Linked DNA regions of Homo sapiens: region 2 is linked to region 1. A link is a contact called in ENCODE Hi-C or POLR2A ChIA-PET data. All regions are on one chromosome and are shown on one strand. The core of a region is the stretch at or near the end of the contact, and the rest is flanking DNA. Distances in the headings are between cores, read along the strand shown.

Region 1 (6,611 bases), core at 1,563-4,062:
GGCCCAGGGGCACTCCTTATTTCATCATTCTGTTTTATTTCTCTGCACAGCACTTTCCTCTGATACTGTTCTTTGTTGTTTGTTTAGTATCTGTACCCTACTAGAATACCAGCAACACAACAGCAAGGTTCTTGGCAGTCTTGTTAACAGTTATATTCCCAGTACGTACAACACTGCCTGGCACACACAAAGTCTTCAATAAATAATTGCTAAATGAATGAATGAATCATATCCCACATCATATCGGTCTCCAATAATGTATTCTCCTCTTTATAATGTAGAGTCCTTTGATATGGTCAATGTTGCGCAAATTTCCTGTAATTAATGGGGGGGTTGGTTATGAATGACTTGGCTATATTAAAATATATTATAAATGCTCTGCAGAAAAAAAGACTGGTTTCTTTAATGATATATCGAATAAGAGGCATCTTTGCACCCACCAGGAAACAGAGATGGGTTACAAAAATGCAAAGTTTAGTTACACAATTCCTTTCCATATTAATTAATCATCTAACATAAAAGAGAAGGCTTAAAGAAGAGCAGCTAGAGCCTCATTCAGGAGGAGGGATAGGGCAGAGCTGAGTCAAGTCTTAGAGTTCAGTCTAACTTGAACTCTGCTACCGGACTACACAGAACCTTGAGTGCTGGAACAGTAGAGCATCAAAGCAGGGCAAGAATCCTGAAACTTTTGGAGCTGCCACAGAGAGCAGGAAGCTCAGTAAGTGTCAGGTGTAACCAGGAATGTGGTGCCCGATGATTGCAACCATACCTAGCAGAAATGCAGTGCTCAGCCCTAAGACGTGCACCTGGGACGTTAGTTTAATCAACTCAAGTCTAGGAAGCAGACACACTATTATCATCTCCATTTTGTAAATGAGGAAACTGGGCTTGGAAAGTTTAAGTAACTGACCCAGTTGCAGAGCCAGGATTTGACCCAGGAAGTCTGAGTCAAAGCCAAGCTCTTAACCCACAGGCTTGTCCCGTGGGAACAAGCTTCCTACCAAGCACTAAACAAAGACTCCTAAAGGAGCCATGGTCAGCTAAGATCAGGCCTAAAGCAACCTACCTTCAAGTAACACAAATTCCAGTTCAGACTGACTACATAATTTATGGGGCCCGTGGCATAATGAACACTTGGGACCCCTTGTTCAAAATTTTAAAAAATGTTTAAGAAGACAGCAACAGCAGAGCATTAAACCAAGTGTGGGTCCCTTCTAAGCGTCAGGTCTTGTGAGATTGGGCATGTCTCACACCCACGAATACAGCCCTGATTCTAAGTGTTTTATTTCTCCGAAACTTTACTCCCTGTACTTCAACTGTATTCATCTCCGTATAAGGTTCAATGTATGAGTCATAAGGAACATATATATGTGTGTATATATATATATATACACATATATATATGTGTATATATATATATGTGTGTATATATATATATGTGTATATATATACACATATATATGTGTATATATATATATATACATATATATGTGTATATATATATACACATATATATGTGTATATATATATACATATATATGTGTATATATATATATACATATATATATATGTGTATATATACACATTTAAATGGAACCAGCAGAGTCTAGGCAGGGTTGGAAGCACGTGTACCTTTCCCACTTTATATTTTAAATTGTCTAAGCCATCAAGTGGCAGTCCCTGGAATTGCATGAAGAGAGCTTAGGAGGCAAAAACCCATTCGGAAGGAACGAGATCTAACTGGATTCCAAAGTTCCAAACTTTAAGAAAGTTGCAAAAGAGCCATCTGAACTGCTCCACAGATTATGTGGATGAGCATTTATAATCTGGGAACGTTTTATCTGGATGGATTTTGCTAGTTTTTCCAAGTGATATCCTGAATGTAGGTATTGCTGCCTGCGGTTCTTTGGATTGTTCAACAAATACTTTCCAAATGTACATTATGTGCCAGGCAATGCGACGGGCCTTGGGGCCAGTTTTTGCCTCTGTGGAACTTACAGACTGAACACTGGGAAATAAATGTTAAACAAATGATTTTACAAATAGACATATAATTACAATGTATGGTCAAGTCTACAAGAGCTATCAAGTCTGCAGTACTATGGGAGAAAACAATAGGAGGACCCCATATTTTCAGCTGAGAGGACAAGGAAGGAAAACCCCACCAAAGCTCTCACTGATTTCACAGAGTTAATCTAGAAACCTTTGAAGTCTTCAACTTATACCATTTAGAATAATTTCTCCATCTACACTGGAAAAGGCAGGAAAGTTCCTATGTCTAGTATAATTCCAGGTCCCAAGCTGTACAGACAGACCTAATCCTACAGTTTAACTGTTCTCCGTATAACATTTTACAGGGATGCAAGGGAAGGAGGGAGAAGGTAGAGACAGGGAAAGAAGGAAGAAGCAGAGAGAGTGGGGAAAGAGAGAGAAGGGGAGAGGAAGGAAGGAAAACCAGAAAGATCACTACCTTCTGTCCACAGAATAGCTTTTAAGATACAACCATTTTCTTTTTTTATCCTCCTCCAAAAGCTTGAAAACACTCTTCGTACCACTCATAGCTTCTAACACTCCAATGTCTTAACATTATTTTAACAGAGCTTTGTGTGTGCAAATAATGCTAAAACCAGAAATTGTGCCTCTTTCCTTAGAAGCATCTATCTAATCTGATTGTATATATGTCAAGTCGATGTGTGCAATATGTATGTCAACAGTGCTTAAGTAATATCTTGTCTCCACTTGCTTCTGATTTCTTTGAATTCTCATATTAACCACTCTCATTTTTTTAAAACAGTGCTGGGATTTTCCCTCTTTGAAACTTGACAGAAACATAAGATATTTCAGTTCTTGCTATGAAGCACTAAGCACGCTGAAAACATCGCCAGCCCTTTAGTCTCATTAGCTTCCTTTAAACACCTACTTTGCTGGTATAAGCTAATGTGAACCCTTTTCACCCTGTTTAAATTCCAACATAAAATTTGTACACAACAATAAAACATGTGGCTCATTTGTCATGCTTCCAGAAGCAACTATGTCACTCACACCAAGAACCACGGGCTGGGGGTGCAGAGTGATTTTGCTCCCATTTCACATCACTCAATTGTGCCTTCTGTAGAAAAGCTTTTAACAACCACATCTGGCCTTTAATAAATCACTGCACTTTGTCTTCCTGCCAAAACTCCTCCTTTATCTAACTTACATCTTCATGATGAGATAGGAAATCATGCATTATGGTGGTGACAAACAATTGTAATTATGTCATTAGTAGCCATTTAGTCTACAAAGGTGCTCAAAAAGGAAATACAATGCAAAATAAGATATATAGGATAATACATTGATCACAGTTCTAATCCGCTTTTACTTCATGAGTGTAAAAAGCTGGCATAATTCTTGGGCACAGCAGGCAGTAATGGCACACCACTTTATGAACTATACAGCTATTTTATTCCCCTATCTACTTAAAAATAAAAAAGCATTTAATAGCTTGATTTAGACATAAAAGTTATTTGTGATGCCTCGCTGATTATAATATTTATTTTTCAACTGTTCGTAGAAGTGACTTTCTGTGTTAGGAAAGAAACTTGAATTATTTGGGTTTATGAAATTTAACAACCATACGTGTGTCTATGTGTGTACATACACATATGTGTATATGTGTAGATATACAGGTATGTACATAGGTTTAGGTGTATACATATGTATGTGTGTATATACACACAAAACACACTCAGACACATCTCTAAAGGAGTCAAACAACTTCACAGTATGATACATTCTCTAAAGCTCCCAAGTCATGAAGAAACAAAACTACAAACCAGAAATTTAAGAAAAGGTGACTACACTTAAGGAAAGTATAAAATACCCTTTATTCCACCATCTCCCACCATACATTTTAGAAACAAGAAATTCAAGCAAGTTTCAAAATAAGCAGCTATTTGGGTATACCTGAAGTTCTAAAATCCTATGCATTTCACTAAAGTCGATAAAAATCAACTCCCAGATTGCACACAGAACATAGTTCCAACATTCACCCAGACGGAAGCACTACTGACAACCAGGGCAGGGAAAGGGGGTTTGCAACCTTTGATAACCTACAACCTTCTGAGATGGAGCATGATGAAATTTCCTCTTACCACATCTCAACCTTTGAAAGGCATACACCTGAAATATGTAAGTAAAATGAATCCAAAAGCAGTGTGGTCAAACATTAGCAGGGGCAATTTTATGTATAACTACAGTCAGCCACTTCACTCTCTGCACCTCTTACAAACCTTCATTTTACTGGGAAATCTTTCCATGAAACTCTACAAATGGCTCTACGAATCATTTAAAAATTTCTCCAGTTGTTAATTTGAAAACGATGTAGCAAATGCCTAGTATGTTCCACATCAATCTGTGAATCCCAAGATAATTAAAATGTAAACCCAGAGACAAAAAATTGAAACTCAAAACACCAATGCCAAATCTAATTAATGCAGTGTTAATAATTATGACCATTATTTCCAGATACATAAATTTTTTCATGTGACAAACTTTCATTTTTTACCTCGCACTTGGCAGTGTATGTTTTCCTGGGAGGGTTTGGGGCTGAACCCATTAAAAAAAAATTTTGGCAAGTAGGTAAAAAATGTTTATGTCACCATAATATTGACGTAAATCTTATTGATATCATTACCTGGCTGATTCAACCCAGTGCTGGCATGAATGCAATGAAACCAATTATTTCAAATTTTTCATGGACTTAATCTGATAATCAGGTAGTTAGTGTATTGGGTGTTTCTAAGGCATACACCTTCTCTGTTTTATTAATTTATGTATGATTTTTTTTTTTGAGACAGAGTCTCGTTCTGTTGCCCAGGCTGGAGTGCAGTGGTGCAATCTCGGCTCACTGCAACCTCCAAATTCCTGGGTTCAATCGATTCTCGTGCCTCAGCCTCCTGAGTAGCTGGGATTACAGGCACGAGCCACCATGCCTGGCTAATTTTTGTATGTTTAGTAGAGATGGTGTTTCACCATGTTGGCCAGGCTGGTCTTGCAATCCTGGCCTCAAGTGGTCCACCCACCTCGGCCTCCCAAAGTTCTGGGATCAATGCCTGAGCCACCACGGCCAGCCAATTTATGTGTAATTAATGCTTTGTGTGGACTTTCATCTGAATACAGAACCTCACATTTTCAAAAGATGCTTGGGAAGTAAAAGAAGCTGAATTTTTTCCCCATCATTTTTGTTTTTAAAAGAGAACAATCTCCCAGATCAATGACCTACATTGTGTTAGATGTAGAACCCCCCTGCAATTTTTTTGAGGAAGAATTAGAAAATGACTATTTCAGACAAAGAAAGTAATACCCCAATAATAAACAGAGGCTTCAGGAGAACACATAAGGAGGAGGGAAGTCTACGTCTCATAAAAACAGAAGGATCTTCAGTCAAATTTACCTACATGCTGTCAGTTTGCTTTTCTCTTCATCAGTCTGTCTCTTGTCTAAGACGAGTCCTTCCGTACGGGAGTCTCCTCCACCCCCACTCAAAAAACTTTGACATTTAAAATTTTATTTTTTCTAAGAAAAGCTTATCTGAAAACTCACATGCTTCTCTAGTTACATATGAAAGAAACTGTACTTACATCAACATTATCTTTATTTATCAACTCCCCTGCACATTGCCCCCTGGGTACCAACAGTTCAAAAGTTCAAAAAGGGTTTTGAAAATAAACCAAGATAGAAAACAGGCACCAACTCCTATTTGGAACTTACATTCTCATGCCTTCTAGCATTCTCTGGATGACGGATCAAGAGGAATGATAAAAGAGAGAGAGAGAGGCAGCTGCCAGGGGAGGGTATCAATTGGTGTGGATGGGGCATTTCTCACACCGACTGAAAAATTCGTGTTGTCCCCAGAAGCTGTCAGGCTAAGCAAGAGACAGATCTACATATCACAATTCAGGATGAGAGGCAGCAGCTGAAAGCCTCATTCACTCAGAAATCCTTCCTCTCTTTTATTCTTACATTTTCCTTGTTTTTAATGCTATTTTTATTTGGCTTCCAACATTCCTCTCTGGGTTTCTGTTAGCCTCTTAAAAGGGATGCGGGAGAGAGCACATGAACAGGTCTGTATGCAAGACAACCTTTGCTGGGCATCTGGAACTGTCTCTGCTCTAGTGCTGCACTAATTGGTTGATACCTTCCTTCGCTAAATCTTGTTACAACCTGCAACTAAAGACGAGGCTCTCCCCATTCAATCAATGAAGCGGGATATCTCTCTTCAAACAGACAAAGTGAATGGACACAACACAAATTTGAATCTGTCTGTTACAAGACACCGGGGCCCAGGCAGCCGTTACTTCCTCCCTGGAGCACCAATTCAGTCCAGCTGGGAAACAGTTATTCTGTACGTGGAGTTATCCCTCACCCCTATCCCCACCCCTATCCTACTCCTCACCAGGCTATAAACGCCATGAGAGACGGAATGGCACACAAACATCTTCCTCACTGGAGTTGTGGCAGGCTCTGAACTGGGGATCAAGAAACCTTAGTGAGTGCGGTTTATTGTCCTAATTCTACTTCCAGGTATTTACTCTAAAGAAGTTCTCATGCATGCCAAAGATGTTTATTGC
Region 2 (6,611 bases), core at 2,939-5,438, 110 kb before region 1:
CACTTGTAAATTCCCTTAACATAGCTTAGAGAAGAGAATATTAGAAATTAAATCCGAGAAAGGGTCATGTACATAAAAATAATACACCTTGGTTTTCAGTTGGTCCATTTTTTCAACAGTCAACTTTTTAACAGTCAAATTTTAATATTTCCACTTATCTTTGGTATTATATCACAAAAGGAAGGAACTGATGTAGTGGAAGAGGCTGGGAGTCACTACCAACACAGAAATCTACAATTACACAGTGGCCTGGGGTCTGTCATTTCCTTTTCTGTATCACAGTTTCATCTTCAGTAAATATAAGGAATGGGCTACAGAAGTCTGACATTCCTTGGTCCTCTCTGAATCTATAAACCTAAGAATAAAGTCATGTATCACTTCACAATAGGGATAGGTTCTGAGAAACGTGTTGTTAGGCGATTTTGCTACTGTGCCAACATAAGAGTGTACTTAAACCCAGATAGTATGTATATTTTTACTTATATATTTTCATATGGAAAACCGTATGTCCCAGCACTGTTACCTAATGTCAGTCACTTCTCCTACTTTATCTGCAATGACAATACCAAGTGCTATGTATCAGGTATGCTCCATTATAATTTTATGGGACCACAGTCATATATGCAAACCATCGTTGACCAAAACATCCTTGTGTGGCACATGACTGTACTTCATTGATTGGCCATTTGGGGATTTTAGAATTAGATGGGATATCTACCACCATGTAGAGTGTCCCCCGCCACCCCCGCCCCGCCCGCCAGCACACAGCTCAATTTTAAACACAGGGAGCCTCATAGAAACTCAGTAACTACTTATTGCTTAATCAATTAGTAACTATATCACTGAGGTATAGCAAAGAAGAGAACTTAAATTTCATACTCTAAAAGCTGTAACTTTTTTAATTTTACAGAGTTAATCTGAATGAAACCCAACCAAAGCAAAATTTGCAACTATAAACAAATTTATATTAATGGCATGTGCTGGGACAAGAGAATGACTGATATTTGGGATAAATTAAACAATGAAAGTATAAATGGCTCTCCTTTGAAAGATACAAAGTTCCTTATCTAACAAGCTGCAAATCAAGTTGGGGAAGTGGGAAAATATCGAGGGAGAATTCAAATCAGAAACAAAACAAAACAAAACAAAAAACTGCCTACCAACTTAATGTCTAGAAATGTTGTCATCAAAGTTGATACAAACTCTACCTCATGCTATCACAGAAAACACATGTACGCAGAGCCAAGCAATGATTTTATGTGCCTGGAATTCATTTGAATATTATTTAAAAGTAGAGGGAGAAACTAGGTGATTATCTAAAATCACAACATCTTTTATGAAACTCACTCAAGAGACTGAGTTATCTCGAGATGTCCAACACAGACGTAGTTACAATCACAAATAACTGGAAGGAATCTAAAGACCCACCAGTTGCAGGTATAGAAAACACAACAGTGGTAGTAATGAACGTAGCTTTAAAAATAAGATGTAGATATATTAAGTAATAACTTGGGAAAACACTTAAGATCGTTTAATGATAAAAGCAGGAAACAAAAAGAGTACATACAGTAAAAGTATATATAGACAAATGTTTTTAAATATGCCATATATAAGAAATAGCCAGGCAAGGTGGGATTACAGGTGTGAACTTCGGAACTTTGGGAGGCCGAGGTGGGTGGATCCCCTCATCCCAGGAGTTTAAGACCAGCCTGGGGAAAATGGCGAAACCCTGTCTCTAAAAACATACAAAGATCAGCCAGGCGTGGTGGCATGTGCCTGTGGTACCAGCTACTCATTGAGGCTGAGGGGAGAGGATCACCTGAGCCTGGGAGGCAAGAGAATGCAGTCAGCCGAGACTGCACCACTGCACTCCAGCCTGGGCGAAAGAGCGAGACCCTGTCTCAAAATAATAATAATAATAGTAATAGGGCCAAGCGCTGTGGCTCACGCCTGTAATCCCAGCTCTTTGGGAGGCTGAGAGGGGCAGATCACTTGAGATCAGCAGTTTGAGACCAGCCTGACAAACATGGCGAAACCCTGTCTCTACTAAAAATACGAAAATTAGCTGGGCTTGGTGGCGGGAATCTGTAATCCCAGCTACTCAGGAGGTTGAGGCAGGAGAATCACTTGAACCTGGGAGGTGGAGGTTGCAGTGAGCTGAGGTCGTGCCACTGCATTCCAGCCTGGGTGACAGAACGAGACTTCATCCCAAAAAATAAAAATAAAATAAAAACAATAACATTAGGATTTAGTTACAATGTTGAACTGTTTAAATAAGGTTACCAATGAAATTTTTCTCACTACTTCTTCTTCATATATATATATTTTGAGACAGAGTTTTGCTCCTGTTGCCCAGGCTGGAGTGCAATGGCACGATCTTGGCTCACCGCAACCTCTGCCTCCCGGGTTCAAGCGATTCTCCTGCCTCAGCCTCCTGAGTAGCTGGGATTACAGGCATGCGCCACCACGCCCGGCTAATTTTGTATTTTTAGTAGAGACGGGGTTTCTCCATGTTGGTCAGGCTGGTCTCGAACTCCTGAGCTCAGATGATCTGCCCGTCTCGGCCTCCCAAAGTGCTGGGATTACAGGTGTGAGCCACCACGCAAGGCCGCTTCCTTTATTTTTTGTTTCGTAAGTGCATTTAAAATTATCCACAAAGAGAAACTGTCCTTCCTTCATCCAACACCATCTTAACAGTATTTAGCATCCATATAGAGATAATGTGTGTTTTTGTAATTAACCTACCATTTCCTGGATGCTTGAGGATTTGCGACTGGCCAAGAAATCTTGAAAATGTTCAACTGTGTTTCACAAGTTTTGAGAAAGCTAGAATCTGTGATGCTCTTAGGTAATCTGAAAGGCAGATGAACCCATCAAAGACTACCTATATTAGTAAAAGGTAAAGGTGATAGACAGACGTGGCTCAGGCTCAAACTAGTATTTTACTAATCTAGAGACTATGTTAACCACACCAATCTGTGATATACTTCAGATGATTACAATCGACATATTCTAAGTTAGGGCTATAAACACATCCCACTTTCCTCTATGCCTTTTATTTAAACTGCAAATCTCCAAACCATCAGATTAGAGAACGGGTCAAGAGGGACAAAATGCCCAGGATTCCTTTTTCACTGCTCACAGGTTGTACTATGACCCAAACTTCACAAAAATGAGTGCAAGGGGTGGGGGAAAATGTGGTAACTGTAACAAACAAGAATGCTGAACAATTACTATTCCTGGAAAAATAATACAAACCATGTAAGTTCAGCCAGCCAGCAGACTGCTAGTTATATAAAGCCAGTAAATATGATAGGAGTGAGATTCAAACACAACTAACTCTTACTAAGGTCATCAATGACTTCCATATTGACAAATCCAATGGTCAGTTCTTTGTCATCATCTTTTTTGACCACTTGGCAGAATTTGATATGGCTCACAACTCTCTTCTTATTTATTTATTTATTTATTTATTTATTTTTTGAGATGGAGTCTCTCTCTGTAGCCCACGCTGGAGTGCAGTGGTGCGATCTTGGTTCACTGCAACCTCCGTCTCCCGGGTCCCAGTTCAAGCAATTCTCCTGCCTCAGCCTCCTGAGTAGCTGAGATTACAGGAATGAGCCACCATGCCGAGCTAGTTTTTGTATGTTTAGTAGAGACAGGGTTTCCCCATGTTGGCCAGGCTGATCTTGAACTCCTGACCTCATGATCCGCCTGCCTTGGCCTCCCAAAGTGCTGGTATTACAGTCATGAGCCACTGTGCCCAGCCTAATTTTGTTTTTTATCTAGAGACAGAGTCACTATAGTCTGTCACCCAGGCTGGAGTGAAGTGGTTATTCACAGGCAGGATCATAGCACACTATAGCCTCAAACTCCTGGACTGAAGCAATCCTCCTGCCTCAGCCTCCTGAGTAGCTGGAACTACAGGTGTGAGCCCCCATGCTCAGCTTTGTTTCCTACTTTAAACACTTACCTTGATGACTTTCTGGTTCACAATCTCAGAGTTTTCATCCCATCTCTGATCTTTCCTGTTCTCAATATTCTATGACTAAAACTTTTAATGGTGTTGGCTTTTTATTTTTATTTTACTTTTTTGAGACAGAGTCTCACTCTGTCCCTCAGGCTAGAGTATTGTGATGCAACTGTGGCTCACTGTGGCCCCAAGCTCCTGGGCTTGAACAATCCTCCTGCCTCAGCCTCCCAAGTGTAGCTGGGACTACAGGCACACGCCACCATGCCCAGCTAATTTTTGTTTTTTTTAATGTAGAGATAAGAGTCTCACTATGTTGCCCAGGTTGATCTCAAACTCCTGGTCTCAAGAGATCCTCCCACCTCAGCCTCCCAGAGTCAGAACCCAGATCCTGGAACTCTTCTTTTCTTCTTCTATACCACTGCTTCCTTGGTGAGTTCAGTCAAGTTTATGCCTTTAGGTATCACTTACATGCTTATAAATCCTGAATTTATAGACCAAGCTAGGACATTTCCAGGACTACATATCCAAATGCCCACTTGGCATCTTAGTCTGGGTGCATAGCTCAAACCTCCCATATCTACAACTACATTCCTGGTCTCCCTTGCTTACCTCCCCTACCTCCAAAACTGCCCCACCCACTGTCTTGCTGTATTTTAGTGATGGGAGCACCACCTTCTATCAGTTCCTTAGAACAGAAAGCATTTGTCTTCTGACTCCTCTGTTTCTGCCCATAAGCAATCCATCAGTGAATCCTATTGATTATATCCCGTCATTCAAGACAAAAATCTTAAGAGTCTTCTGTGATGCAACTTTTTCAAACTCCCCATCAATTTCACTAGGAAATCCTTTGGCTCAATGTTTAAATAAATTCCAAATTCAACAACTTCTCAGCACCTCCCCTGCCATTGTGATCCTGGCCATCATCATATCTCACTGGGATTATTCTAGTGGCCTCCTGACAGGTCTCCCTGCCTATGACCTCATCCACCCAAAGTCTATTTTCAAAACAGCTCCCAGAGCGATCCATTTAAAAAGCATGAGTGAGATCTTGCTCTACCTCAAAGCCCCTCAATGGCTCCCCAATAAGAATATAAAAAGCCCTAATGCCCTACTCAGTCTGGCCCTGTTACACTGTTATGTTGTCTCTTACTACAACTTGAGTAGCCTTAATCCAATATTCTGCAATCAAAAGTGCTCCGAAATCCAAAACTTTTTGAGCACAGATACAACACTCAAAGGAAATGCTCACAGGAGCATTTCAGATTTGGGATTTTGGGGTTAAGGATGCTTAGCTGGTAATGCATATATTATAAAATCTGAAAGATCCCAAATCAGAAATATTTCTGGTCCCAAGCATGTCAGATAACAGATACTCAACCTGTACTCTTCCCTTAAGGACACTGCTTCGGCCATACTGGCTGACTTGCTCTCTTTAGAATAGGCTACATCTCTGCTCACCTTACATGGACTTACCCTGACCACCCACCACCCTATTTACACAGCAACCCTTCCCTCTGACAATGTGACCTCCCTTATCCTTTTATATTTTCTCTACAGTATCTATCACCACGCCCTTGTTTATCACGCTTCGCTGGTTGTCCACTCCCTCTAAACCAATGAGCAGAGGGCTTGGTGGCTGTGCTGTCCACTGCTATATCCAGCAACACTGTCTAATAGAAATACAATGGCTGCCACATAAGTAACTGTGACGCTTTTCAGAAGTAACAAGAAACAGCTGAAATTAATTTTAATATTTTATTTAACCTAATGTATCCAAAACGATCATTTCAACATGTAATCGATGAAGAAAAATTATCAAATATTTCATGTTCTTTTTTCCATACAAAGGCTTTGAAATACTTTGTAGATTTTACACTGCACATCCAAGTTTGGGCTAATCACATTTCAAGTGTTCAGCAGCTCCAGGTAGCTAGTGGCTCCCACACTGGACAGGGGAGGTCAAGCACAATGCCTGGCATACAGCAGGCATTTAATAAAGATGTGTGAATAAACAGATGAGGGAATAAATCCAACCTGCAGAAAGAACTACTTTACATTGCAAAGACAGTACTCATATGTTTCAGAAGTTTTACTGCATACACATAAAATCCTTACCACATGTGACATATTCTGATTTTTTTATTTTACTGTATTGTATGCTTATTCTGTATTTTTTTTTTTTTTTTTTTGAGATGGAGTCTCACACCAGGCTGGAGTGCAGTGGTGTGATCTTGGCTCACTGCAACCTCTGCCTCCCGGGTTCAAGTGATTTTCCTGCCTTAGCCTCCCACGTAGCTGGGACTACAGGTGTGCGCCACCATGCCCAGCTAATTTTTGTATTTTTAGTAGAGATGGGGTTTCACCATGTTGGCCAGGATGATTTTGATCTCTTGACCTCGTGATCTGCCTGCCTCGGCCTCCCAAAGTGCTGGGATTACAGGCCTGAGCGACTGTGCCTGGCCGCTGATTCCATTTTTTAAAAGTCTTGGGTACAAGCCACTACACTAAAATCCTTAACCCACAAACTGGTTCCAACGGCCACTTTGAAAATGACTGGTCTAAATAAACTTTAAAGTATGGAATTTGTAATGAATGTATTTTAGGATATTTCCTCTGGCCTCCAGAGACCACTGAGGAC

The links. Hi-C counts contacts between places; a loop is a spot of excess contacts on that map. ChIA-PET counts read pairs that join two places held with the same protein, here RNA polymerase II (POLR2A). Pooled maps may share reads with other maps.
Region 2: a pooled map shows a loop between it and region 1 (2.3-fold over the local background). The contact joins the promoter of FOXP1-AS1 here to the enhancer-like site in region 1. A Hi-C loop is called at or near these places in 1 of 50 pooled maps. POLR2A ChIA-PET finds 5 or more read pairs at or near these places in 3 of 52 experiments (B cell, WTC11 and activated naive CD4-positive, alpha-beta T cell).

What each region holds. Positions count from the first base shown.
Region 1 is chr3:71,395,544-71,402,154 of GRCh38, forward strand. All of the region lies in intron 3 of FOXP1 (forkhead box P1), which reads right to left. Among named protein-coding and RNA genes, the nearest start is that of FOXP1-AS1, 110 kb to the left of the region's middle. RefSeq lists an enhancer at 2,133-4,115. Within about 2 kb of position 2,813, at least 4 of the 41 ENCODE cell types and tissues checked have a DNase peak (open chromatin) inside an H3K27ac peak, as active enhancers do; they include B cell, where a contact is called at or near this core.
Region 2 is chr3:71,285,570-71,292,180 of GRCh38, forward strand. FOXP1-AS1 (FOXP1 antisense RNA 1) reads left to right here and starts at 4,189. Exons shown (of 5, transcript NR_126463.1): 1 at 4,189-4,402. All of the region lies in intron 5 of FOXP1 (forkhead box P1), which reads right to left.